Linked DNA regions of Homo sapiens: region 1 is linked to region 2. Evidence: chromatin contacts called from ENCODE Hi-C or POLR2A ChIA-PET data. All regions are on one chromosome and are shown on one strand. The core of a region is the stretch at or near the end of the contact, and the rest is flanking DNA. Distances in the headings are between cores, read along the strand shown.

Region 1 (5,399 bases), core at 225-2,724, 76 kb before region 2:
AAGCGATTCTCCTTCCTCAGCCTCCCGAGTAGCTGGGATTACAGGTGTGCACCACCAAGACCGGCTAATTTTTGTATTTTTAGTAGAGACGGGGTTTTGCCATGTTGACCAGGCTGGTCTCGAACTCCTCACCTCAGGTGATCCACCCGTGTTGACCTCCCAAATTGGTAGGATTACAGGCGTGAGCCACCATGCCTGGCCGGGGGTTGCTTTTTAATTATATTTTGTTTTGCAATTATGTAAAACATCCAACTGTTACGTAGAGGTGTCCTCACTCTCTGTGCCCTGTGTGGCTGCATCCTGGCTTATTCAGCCAGGCCCCTAAAGGAAGAACGTTTGAGCCCCTTCTGCCCTGCCATTGTGAGGAACAGATCCCCAACACATGGGCTTTTGCACCCATCCTTCCTTGCCTGCAGTTTTGATCCAGCAGTTCTGAGGCTTGGGGGCTGCGATTGGAACTCAGAAGGCATCTCATGGGGACCAAGCTCAGATAGACCTGGGCCGGCGTCCTGGCTCTCTTCCTCACTAGTTTTGTTGTCTTTTGACAGCTACATAATCTAGGTTTCAGTTTCATCTTCTATAAAAGTGGAATAACAGCACCTCCCTTGTGAGCTGTCATGAAAACTAGTTGGGACACTAAGAACCTACCACAGTGCCAAACTCATGGTTAGCATTCCATCAACTTTAGTTATCTCCTGTCCTCATTTGAAATGGGGATCATAGTCCTTATGTCAACTGTTTTTGTATAGGAATCATATCAAAATATTTAGTAGTTGCCAAGAAAGTGTTCAGTGACATAAAAATTGTGTCATTATCAGCAGCACAATCCAATAAAACCAGTCTGGCTGGTTCTGTCTCCCAGGCCTTGCTGGGCAGCCCTTGAACTTAACAATCAGACCTGCTGGTGCTGACACCAGTGAGCTGGACAGCCACGCCTGGGAACTCTTCATCCTCCCAGGTACTAAAGCTTCAACTAAAAGCACTCAGGTGTGGGCTCCATAATTCCCCACCAAAGTGGGGACCTCCACCCACTGTGTGAAAAAAAAAAAGAACTTTTTTTTCTGTTTTATTGTCTTGGTTCATAGCTCAGGCCCTTGCCAGCACTTTGCAGGGCTTCTGAAATGCTCTTCTGATTTCCTTCCTCCAGCCTCCTACTTTCCTTATCCACCCCCCATATTGCTGCCAAAAGCAGTTTGTGAAACATATCCCACTGACCATTTATCTTCCTGCTTAAAACAATCCATTTGCTCCCTCCTTCTCACACGTGGGAGTGCATGAGTGTGAGACCTCGTGGGCCCTCCCCAGGCCTCCTGGCCTGTGTGCTCTTGCTCATAGGAGCCTAGGGCTGGAGGGTGTCTCTTGCACCTTTCCCCAGTGCAGTGTAGATGACAGGTGCTGTTCACAGGTAGGACCTGCTCCCAGGGCCACCCTCGGCTTGCGGGTGGCTTCCGGTGAGCTGGGGGGAACTCCCCAACTCCACACACCACCACTTTGTATTAATGAGAATGTGGCTGGCGACACCTCCATGTCTCTTAACACTGCGTCAGGGCCCCACTGATGTCAGTTCCACCTGCCCTGGTGTGGAGACGAGGCTCGTCCGTGCCTCACCTTGCCCAGCTTACCTGCTGGACACTGACTTCTTTTTCCAGATGCAGCCCAGGGCTGCTGCCGGTTCCAGTTCCCAGGCTCCTGGCAAGTTGGGTCTCAATGCCTCTGGGCCCTGCCCTGCCTCCTACCAGGGGTTGCTGGTAGGGCGTGGGCAGTGAGGGAAGGACAGCTTCTTCATTATTGCCCTCTTCATCCTTGTATCCCAGCACTCACTCCACAGCCACTGAGACTGCCCTGGGACCAACCGGCCCCTGGTTCATGCTTTAATACTGGCATGTCTTCACACACATCTGTCATGTAAATCACTTTGATTGTTTGCCCCAGACGTCCATGTGATGGTGACTGCATGGCGAATGTTGCCGCCAGCACCCTGTTGGTTCACAGGCATGGCGACTTGGCGCTGCCTGTCGTGACTTCCCAGTGCATCCTTCCTGTGCGCTCTTACTAGGCTGTCCTAACCGGGCCATTTTCCCTGAGGGTCTCAGACCCAGTCCTGAGTCGCAGGAGTCCTTTCCCATGGCCACCTCGCTGTGGAACTGTTTGTATGGTCCTACTGACTTCCTCTCTTCAGCTTCTGACTCTGACACGGTTTCGTCCGGAAACTTCCTTTTCTGACCTTCCTGGCCAGGGTCTCCCTCCTCACTTTCCTGTCACCTCCTGGGGCTCCTTTGAAGAGTCTGCCCCTCCTCTGTCCCTGCCTGAGACATTGGGGTTCCCAGGTGTGCCCCTGTCTTGCACCTGCACTTCTTCTTCTGCCTTGTGTTCTCGAGGATGTGGCCTCCTGGGGCTGGGCCACTGTCAGACTCCACTTTGGCTCTGTGCCCTGAGCCAGCCAGGGCTGCTGTGCGGTGAGTGCGGTGAGCCTGGCAGGAGCGCTGCCACTGGCCACATTCTTCCTGCACCATCAGCACGGGCCCACCCCTCTCCAGCTCCATCCCAACCCCTCTCCTGGCAGCTTTGGACTTGCCTGCCCAGAGGGTGCCTCACAGAATCTGGAGCTTAGCGTTCCTCAGGCTGCCTTCTTTTTTGTTTTGAGATGGAGTTTCACTCTTGTTGCCCAGGTTGGAGTGCAATGGCGTGATCTTGGCTCACTGCAACCTCCGCCTCCTGGGTTCAAGTGATTCTCCTGCTTCAGCCTCCCTAGTAAGGCAGATGCCACAATTCCCAGCTAATTTTTGTAGAGAGGGGGTTTCACGATGTTGGTCAAGGCTGGTTTCAAACTCCTGACCTCAGGTGATCCGCCTACTTCGGCCTCTCAAAGTGCTGGGACTACAGGCGTGAGCCACCGCGCCTGGCCCCTCGGGCTGCCTTCTTTCAACACCTCCAGGGCCTGTACAACTGGGCTTGGTGCACAGGCCAGCCATCCTCCCTGTCAGGCATCACCTCAGATTCCTCCATTCCCTGGTGCGTCAGCTCTCCACCAAACATGTCATCACACTGCTGTGTTCTTAGCTCAGACGAAATCACCATTGGTGTTTTGTGTTTCGCAGTAGCTTTTGACTCTAGTCTCACCTTCATTCATTCATTGCACAGATATTTACTGTGAGCCTGCTACTCACCAGCATTTTATGCCCTGGGAACACAGCCATGAATATGACAGGTGAGGTCTCCCTGCAACTCTGACACATTATGTTCTAGTGGGGGAGATAGAGAGTAAATAAATAAAGTATAATTTCTGGAAGTGATACTGAGTTGGAAGAGAGTTGCAAGGGCTGCAGTTTTTTTATAGGCGTGTGCCACCACGCCCAGCCAAAGGCTGCCGTTTTGGATGGGCTGTCAGGAGAGCTTCTTTGAGGAGGTTTTGCTGTACATGTACGCCTCTCAGTGAAGAGAGGAGTAAGCCATCTACTGTGTACGGCAGCATGTGCACATCTCCTGCGGTGGGGCTGAGCTTGGCGTGTGTGAGCAGCAGGAAGGCAGGCAGTGTGGCAGGAGTAGTGGGGCTCTGGGGAGAATGGCTGGAGGTGAAGCAGGAGAGATGGGCAATGGAGAAGGGGTATGGAGGTTTATAAAGTTCATGAGATGCCCTCAGAAGGTTTTGGGGAAAGGCAGGATGTGATCTGAGCCTACCCTCCCTATCCCTCCAGAGAAGTCATGGCTAAATGCAAGTGCCCTGTTATTGACCTGCCTGGAGTCCTCTGAGGGTTTCTGCCACCTCTGGGATAAGATCCAGGCTCTGCCGCCTGGTCCCTGCATCCTTTCCATGGCTGCCCTGCTGCACACTGTCAGTCCCCAGCTGCAGCTTACCTGCGATCCCAGTTCTTCACACATCCCACAACCTTTCCCATCTTCTCCTGTAGCGACCCTTCCTTATGCTAGACATGTCCTTATCCCATTCTGCAACACATAGCTCAACCAGTGCCTTGGAATTGTCCCCTCAGGCCACTACCCTCTTTCCTAGAAAGAGCATCTGCTCCACGAGCATTGTATATGAGCCTTTCTCATGGCACAAGCCTTGGTGTCTTGAGTGTTTGTTTATCTGTGTTTCCTACCAGTGATGGACTTGCATCAGGGAGGGATCCTGTTATCCTCATTTGTGGATGTTTAGAATCTATCCCAGATACTGACCCATGGAAGATAAATAGTAAATGTCTTTTGAGTGAATGAAAGAATGAATACAAATCATGTGATCTTTCTCCCTTTTTATTTTCAATGCAAACTTTACATATTATCCTGTTCTATAAATGAGATAGACAAAAGCCACTTCATAATTTATTTTAGGTCTTTAAAAATAGTATATGGTCTTGATAGAGTGAGTGCCATCTTCCCCATGTGGTAGAGTTACGCATGATCAGTAGCTACAACTCTAGAAAGATAATGGAGCAAGAGCAAAGAAAAATCCCTTTGGTTCCAGAAAATCTCCTGAAAAAGAGGAAGGCTTATCAAGTCCTCAAAGCCACCCAGGCAAAGCAGACACTTTTGGAGAAGAAGGAGCAGAGGAAAGGAAAAGGGCTCAAGTTAAACGACTGGAATCATTCCTATATGATTCCTGGTGGCAGAAACGTGACAAGATGCATCTCAGATGACTAGAAGTGAAACCTCATGCCTTGGAATTGCCAGATAACATTCCTTGGCCTTTATTGTACGCATTGAAAGGATTAATGACATGAGTTTACTGGTGCAGAGAACCATGGCAAGACTTCGCCTAAAGAAAATTTTTAGTGGTATCTTTGTAAAAGTCACCCCCCAGAACCTAAAAATGCTGCCCATAGTGGAAACTTATGTGATCTGGGTATTTCCACATCTGAAGTCTGCCTGGGAACTCATTTTGAAATGTGGATGAGCCAAGGTCAAGAATAAGACCATCCCTCAGACAGACAACACAGTGATGAGGAGCACCAGGGGAATTTTGGTGTCATTTGCTTGGAAGACCTCATTCATGAAATTGCCTTCCTGGAGAAGCATTTCCAGGAGATCTCATGGTTTTTGCGCCCTTTCCACTTCTCAGTGGCCCATCTTGCTACCACAAATAGAGTGGGTTTCCTCAAGGAGATGGGCCCCACCTGGCTGTCGGGGTGAACACATCAATCAGCTCATCCACCAGCTGAACTAGACCCAGGTGAGGCAGGGCTGAAAACTGCCCTTGGGCTGACTTTTGATGGGTCATGCCTTGCCACTTAAAAGTGCTTTTTGCAGTTACTAGTATTCCTATTAGTAACCGTGAGATTGGGTTACTCTTTTTTTTTTTTTTTTTTGAGCTGGAGTCTCACTCTGTTCCCCAGCCTGGAGTGCGGTTGTGTGATCTCGGCTCACTGCAACCTCCACCTCCCAGGTTCAAGCGATTCTTCTGC
Region 2 (5,398 bases), core at 1,817-4,316:
AATATATACATATTCAAGTTTTTCCTGTTTTTCTATGACTTTTTTTTCTAATTTTTTCCAACAAAAATGTATTTTTTCTCTTTTTTTTATTTTTTGAGATGGAATTTCACTCTTATAGCCCAGGCTGTAGTGCAATGGTGCAATATCGGCTCACTGCAACCTCCACCTCCCAGGTTCAAGTGATTCTCCTGCCTCAGCCTCCTGAGTAGCTGGGATTACAGGCACCTCCCACCATGCCCGGCTAATTTTTGTGTTTTTAGTAGAGACGGGGTTTCACCACGTTGGCCAGGCTGGTCTCGAACTCCTGACCTCAGGTGATCCGCCTGCCTTGGCCTCCCAAAATGCTGGGATTACAGGCCTGAGCCACTGCGCCTGGCCATATTTTTTCTTAATACCAAGTTTATTGTGAAATCCATGATCATAGTGGAATCTCTGTCCAGCCTTCCTCTCCCCGCCAAGTCCGCCCTTGTCTTCCTGGGTATCTGGCATCTAGATCTGATTTGACATTCAAGAGAGGGTTTTGGCTCAGTTGAGTATAAGATACATGGACTGTTTATTTCTTCAAAAAAAGTACTCTGACATTTGAGAATAATGCATCTTGTGTTTTATCCAGTGTCTTTTTTAAAACACAGACAGAAATAGTCTCAGTATTGCTGCAAAGGCCTGGTGGCACTGAGTATATCAGCACTATTTAAATTTGGTTTACATGACTCTTTGGAAACAGCTTCCATTTGTTAAGATAAAAAGAAAAATAAAGGGAAAACTGTTTCACGTTCAGGTATCTGAAATAAAAAGGCTTACAAGTGTTTCTGTTACATGCTACCACTTGGATGTATCTTGAAAGGTAGATGTTGAACCTGGCACTTGGGAGAAGTGATATAAAACCTGCCTGTCTGTGAAGGAGAGGACCCAGGATAGCCCATGGTCATTGGGAATGTAGGAGCTGAAGTGTTCATGTGGTCAGGGGCCCAGAGCATCTCTTCTGATCCTCATATGGGACAGAGCAGAACAAGCCGGTGCGGTCAGCTTGGCCGTTCAGATTTGGAAGCACTTCTGCCCTTGGTTGGAACTAGCTGCTCCCAAACCTCCAAGTCCCCCTCTCTACTCCTTTGGACATTTTGGCCCTTTCCACCCCACCCCCAAGGCACCACGAGCTTCCCCACCATGGGGGCTCTGCTCCAGCCTTGTGGCCAGCACCCCTTTCGTCTGGACCATGCCTGTGCCATGCCAGCTGTGACATTTGATTACCGTCCCTGCCAAATGCCTGCCTCCTGCTCACTGTCAAATATTCGAAAAGAAAAGACACTTGTCCAGAGGCCATCTCCGAGGCTCCCTTTCTCCCCTACAACCGCCCTGGGCAGGCCTGCTGGGTACTGCTGGAGGAGCCCTTACTTTCAATCCTCTTGGTAGGCACTTGGAGGGGACAGACGTCCACTCCTGAGCCCTACCACTGCTGGAGAACAGAAGGGCAGCTGGCAGGAGGTGAGGCATTGCTACGCAGAGGCCTGCCCTCCCCTGGAATCCCCGGTGGGAGCATCTTGATAAAGCCAAGGGCTCTGCTGCCACCTGCGTCCTCAGCGGTGCTTAGCAGGCTATGCAGCTGTGGCCCTGAGAGGGCCAGCCCAGAGAGGCAAGCTGACCCAGCAAGAGACCTTCTCACTGCTGCAGCAGGACAGCCCCCCTCTGAGGCTTGTGAGGGCCAAGGCCTGGGTCAGGGACTCCCACACATCTCAAAGCTGGACCTCACTCTCTCATTGCCTGCCTTTTCCAGTTCGTCTGAGCAAAACTCAGTCCGAGCCTTCCCTGAGCTGTCAAGGTACAGTGAACCTGGGGCTTCCCGCTCCCGCTGTGAGGCTGCACTATGCATGGCTCTGGGGTCAGAGCTGCACAGAGGTGATGTTTTTGTGCCAGACTCCAAGGAATGGAAGTTTGGCTTGGGGCCCTCCTGAAGGTGCATGCGAGGCTGACATGAGATTTTGGTTTGGTTTCTTGATTCCCTGGTTGGTTCAGATAAGAATGCTTCTTAGGAGAATTTGCTGTGTGGCTCTAATTGATGAGAAATGAGGGAGGCTGTTACAGAAAACAAATTCTGTTGCCCAATAATTCAGGGCAGATCAGAAGTGGTGTGCGCAGGAAAGGCACCCTTTCCTTTTCACCTCTGCCTGCCCATGCTTACCTGCCCCTGAAGGCCATCCTGCATGCTACAGAATTTGGGACAGTATGGATTTTAAAATTTAACCTTTTCTGTCATAGACAAGTATGCAAATGATTAGTCCAGATTTTGCATTTATTCCAACATCTATTTAAGTTTCATAGAGATATTTCTATACAGAAAGAGATGTTTATATGTATATATAGGCAGATATAGATATATGTGTGTGTGTGTGTGTGTGTGTGTATATATATATATATATATATACTTAAACATATACATATATGTATATACATATGTAGAATGCCCATTGTACATTTGCAGATGTTGACCTGGTCCCCCGCTTCCATTTACTCCTTATGGCCTTGTTCTGGTCACTGAGTCTCCTCCTCTAGACAAGTGAGTGGTTTGGACTCGTTGGTCTTTAAGGGTCCTTCATCCTTCTCTGCCACTCTGCAATTCATCTTTAACATTTTTCAAATCATTGTAATGCTTCAGAAAGTAAAACTTTCTTGCAGACTGTGTGAGTTCCCACACTTTTCTTAATATTTAATTACGTGTAAATTAGAGTAAATTCAAACAAAATAAATGCCACCCTCAGCTTATCATACCATAGGCACCATGGGTTCTAGAGCTCACTTGCGTGTGTTCGAGGGCTGGCTATGCATCAGTTGTTCATTGTTGCTCTGCTTTATAGCTGGGCAGCCTCTGGAAATTTTGGCTGATGGGAACACTGAGTTCTCCTACTTTGCTCCCAAACCAGTTCTTCTTCAGTGTCTGCCAAGCCTCTAGAGGCCTCATAGGAGGCCCCTATCAGTCAGTGACTGAGACCAAAGCCTCACCTCTAAAAATAGACCATCAGTGTTAGGCGCAGCTCAGCACTGTGAGTCACAGGCCCCTGGTGCCTCCAGACAGCTGCAGGCTGTAGCTGCATGAGAAAGTGTCTCTCCCACTATTGAGGGGCATTCTGGTGCCGGGGCTGTCCTGGACCCTTCGTCAGGGAGCCGACCTCAGTCCTTAGAGGTGATGATCAGCCACTGTCCTCATTCAAGAAGAGAAACAACAGGCTAGATCTCATTGCAGTTTTCTGATGCAGTCTGTCCTTTCTGTGGTCGGTGTAATACAGCTTGTGTACTAGGAAAATGCTCTACTTCTCGATTATCAGTAGGATACTATGATGTCATCTGTTTCAACATAGACAATTTCTCAACTTAAGATTTTTCAACTTTACCATGGTGTGAAAGTGCTATGCATTCAATATGCTCCTGGACTTACGATGGGGTCACATCTGGATAAAGCCGTCGTGAACTGAAAGTGTAACCCCATCGTCAGTTCGTGAGCATCCGTTGGTCCATGTCACATACCACTCAATTCTAGAAACATCCTTGGTTATAAACATACATATTAAAGCATATAATAGTTTAGATGCAGTCTTAACTGTGTGCTCTGTTTTCCTCTTTATAGCTCTGTACCTAATAGAGGGCTTGCTGCAACTAACTTTACAGCGCGTTTGCACACATGCATTGGTGCTGCTGCACCATGTTGCAGTGGGCCCTCTGATTTGGGTACTGTGCGATGTGGAGCCTGCTCAGTGCCTCCACTGGAGCCTCCTGCATGTAACCAAGTGTCCTGGCCCTGCCCTGGTGGCTAGGATGTGCACCTTTGCTCCTACAGCGTGATATCAGGAGCGTGTGTGCTGGGTTTTTGCTTTGCTGTGTGGACGCTATCAGTGTTCACGCCTGTGTTATTAATGCACTGACTGCTGTGTGTGTTCTCTAACTCAAATGTGAAATCATATATTAGCAGGTCAAGAAGTTAATTGAGGGTTACCTTGTTTGCATTAATAGTCTGATGGCAGAATTTGTAAAATCCCAGTCCATGATTCTGCCACCAATGGTATAGAGCTCTTGCTATCAGTTGGCAGTGATATGGGAAAAATCATTTTTCTATCCTCCAGGAACACCTCCACTTTCCTTCTTCTTGTCATATCTGTATGCCCTGGCAGAGAAGAATGGAATGAAGTAATGACAAAGGCCTTTCCTGAGCAAATCATGACACTAGTGAGCAGTGTGCTGAGCTGTGTGAGTGCCGTCTGCGTGCTTGATGCACTCACCCTCAACCTGCAGATGAAGCTGCTGAGGCTTGGAGGAGCTAAGTGGTTTTCCGAAGTGTGCCTCACACATGGGCGCTCTTAATCTCTCAGCACCACTCCCAAGCGTGTTCTCCAGACCCTCAGCTTAAGCCTCCTTAGGGGCTAGTTTGACTGTGTAGTGCTGGGCCCTGCACCCAGCGTTTCTTATTCTGGGGGTCTGGAGTGGGCCCAAGCATTCGCATCTCTCATAAGTTCCCAGCGATGCTGATGCTGCAGGTTCCATCTCGCTTTGGGAACCACATCCCATGGCTGTCTTGTCAGCTGACAGACACATCTGGGCTTCAGTGTGCTTGTCTGGAATTTGGAAGGTTCCAACCTGGCTCTAGAATCCTGATGAAGAAAAATTCAAGAGGGGTTGAGGATTTAGAGCTTCAGGAAAAAGAAAGAAGAAAACAATTGCTCCCCTAGAGAATGTAATTTGAAAGGAAAACGTTCTGGATGCAGCAGAGGAAGGAAAATCTGGAAAGGTGGTTCCTGGGAGATTTGATGCAGTTGTTTCAAATACCACCTGGGGAGCCCATAGCTGTTACTCCATTTTCTGGAAATGAGCAGGAAAGCTGCTGATTTATTTCATTTAGTTAAAGTTTGTACCTCACTCATAATTCTTAAAGCAGGTGTATTGCACTGATGTCGCAGTCTTAGAGCTGTGCTGATTTGGCAGCCACAGGCCTCATGTGGCTCTTGCATGTACCGAGTCCACACTGATATGCTGTAAGCCTAAAGGGCTGCTGGATTGTGAAGACTTAGCACCAAAACCAATGTAAAATATCTCATCAATACTTTTTATATGGACTGCATGATAGAATGACAATATTTTAGATGTATTGGATTAAATGAAATTATTACAATTAATTTTACTTGGTTCTTTTTAATGTAGCCACTAGGAAATGTAAAATTACATGTGTGGTCTGGTTTAGCTTTCTGTTGGACAGCTCTGCCCTAGAACTTTATTTATTTTGTCATTCTCCAAAAGGGCACAACCACACCCAGAGAAAATGCCTCCATCATTCCTAAAAGACTGTGTAAGAACCTGTAGTGATTTCCCAAATGGACCTGAGGACTTGAAGTGGCTCGGACAGCTTTGAAAGAAATAG

The links. Hi-C counts contacts between places; a loop is a spot of excess contacts on that map. ChIA-PET counts read pairs that join two places held with the same protein, here RNA polymerase II (POLR2A). Pooled maps may share reads with other maps.
Region 1: a map of left cardiac atrium shows a loop between it and region 2 (2.8-fold over the local background). The contact joins two enhancer-like sites. A Hi-C loop is called at or near these places in 1 of 168 maps with a recorded cell type or tissue (left cardiac atrium) and 1 of 50 pooled maps. POLR2A ChIA-PET finds 5 or more read pairs at or near these places in 2 of 52 experiments (A549 and OCI-LY7).

What each region holds. Positions count from the first base shown.
Region 1 is chr7:51,259,191-51,264,589 of GRCh38, reverse strand. The region is part of intron 1 of COBL (cordon-bleu WH2 repeat protein); the gene reads left to right. It also overlaps the pseudogene RPL7L1P2. Among named protein-coding and RNA genes, the nearest start is that of COBL, 55 kb to the left of the region's middle. RefSeq lists an enhancer at 1,013-1,828. Within about 2 kb of position 1,474, at least 10 of the 41 ENCODE cell types and tissues checked have a DNase peak (open chromatin) inside an H3K27ac peak, as active enhancers do.
Region 2 is chr7:51,184,332-51,189,729 of GRCh38, reverse strand. All of the region lies in intron 4 of COBL (cordon-bleu WH2 repeat protein), which reads left to right. Among named protein-coding and RNA genes, the nearest start is that of COBL, 130 kb to the left of the region's middle. RefSeq lists enhancers at 750-1,355, 1,356-1,962. Within about 2 kb of position 3,066, at least 6 of the 41 ENCODE cell types and tissues checked have a DNase peak (open chromatin) inside an H3K27ac peak, as active enhancers do.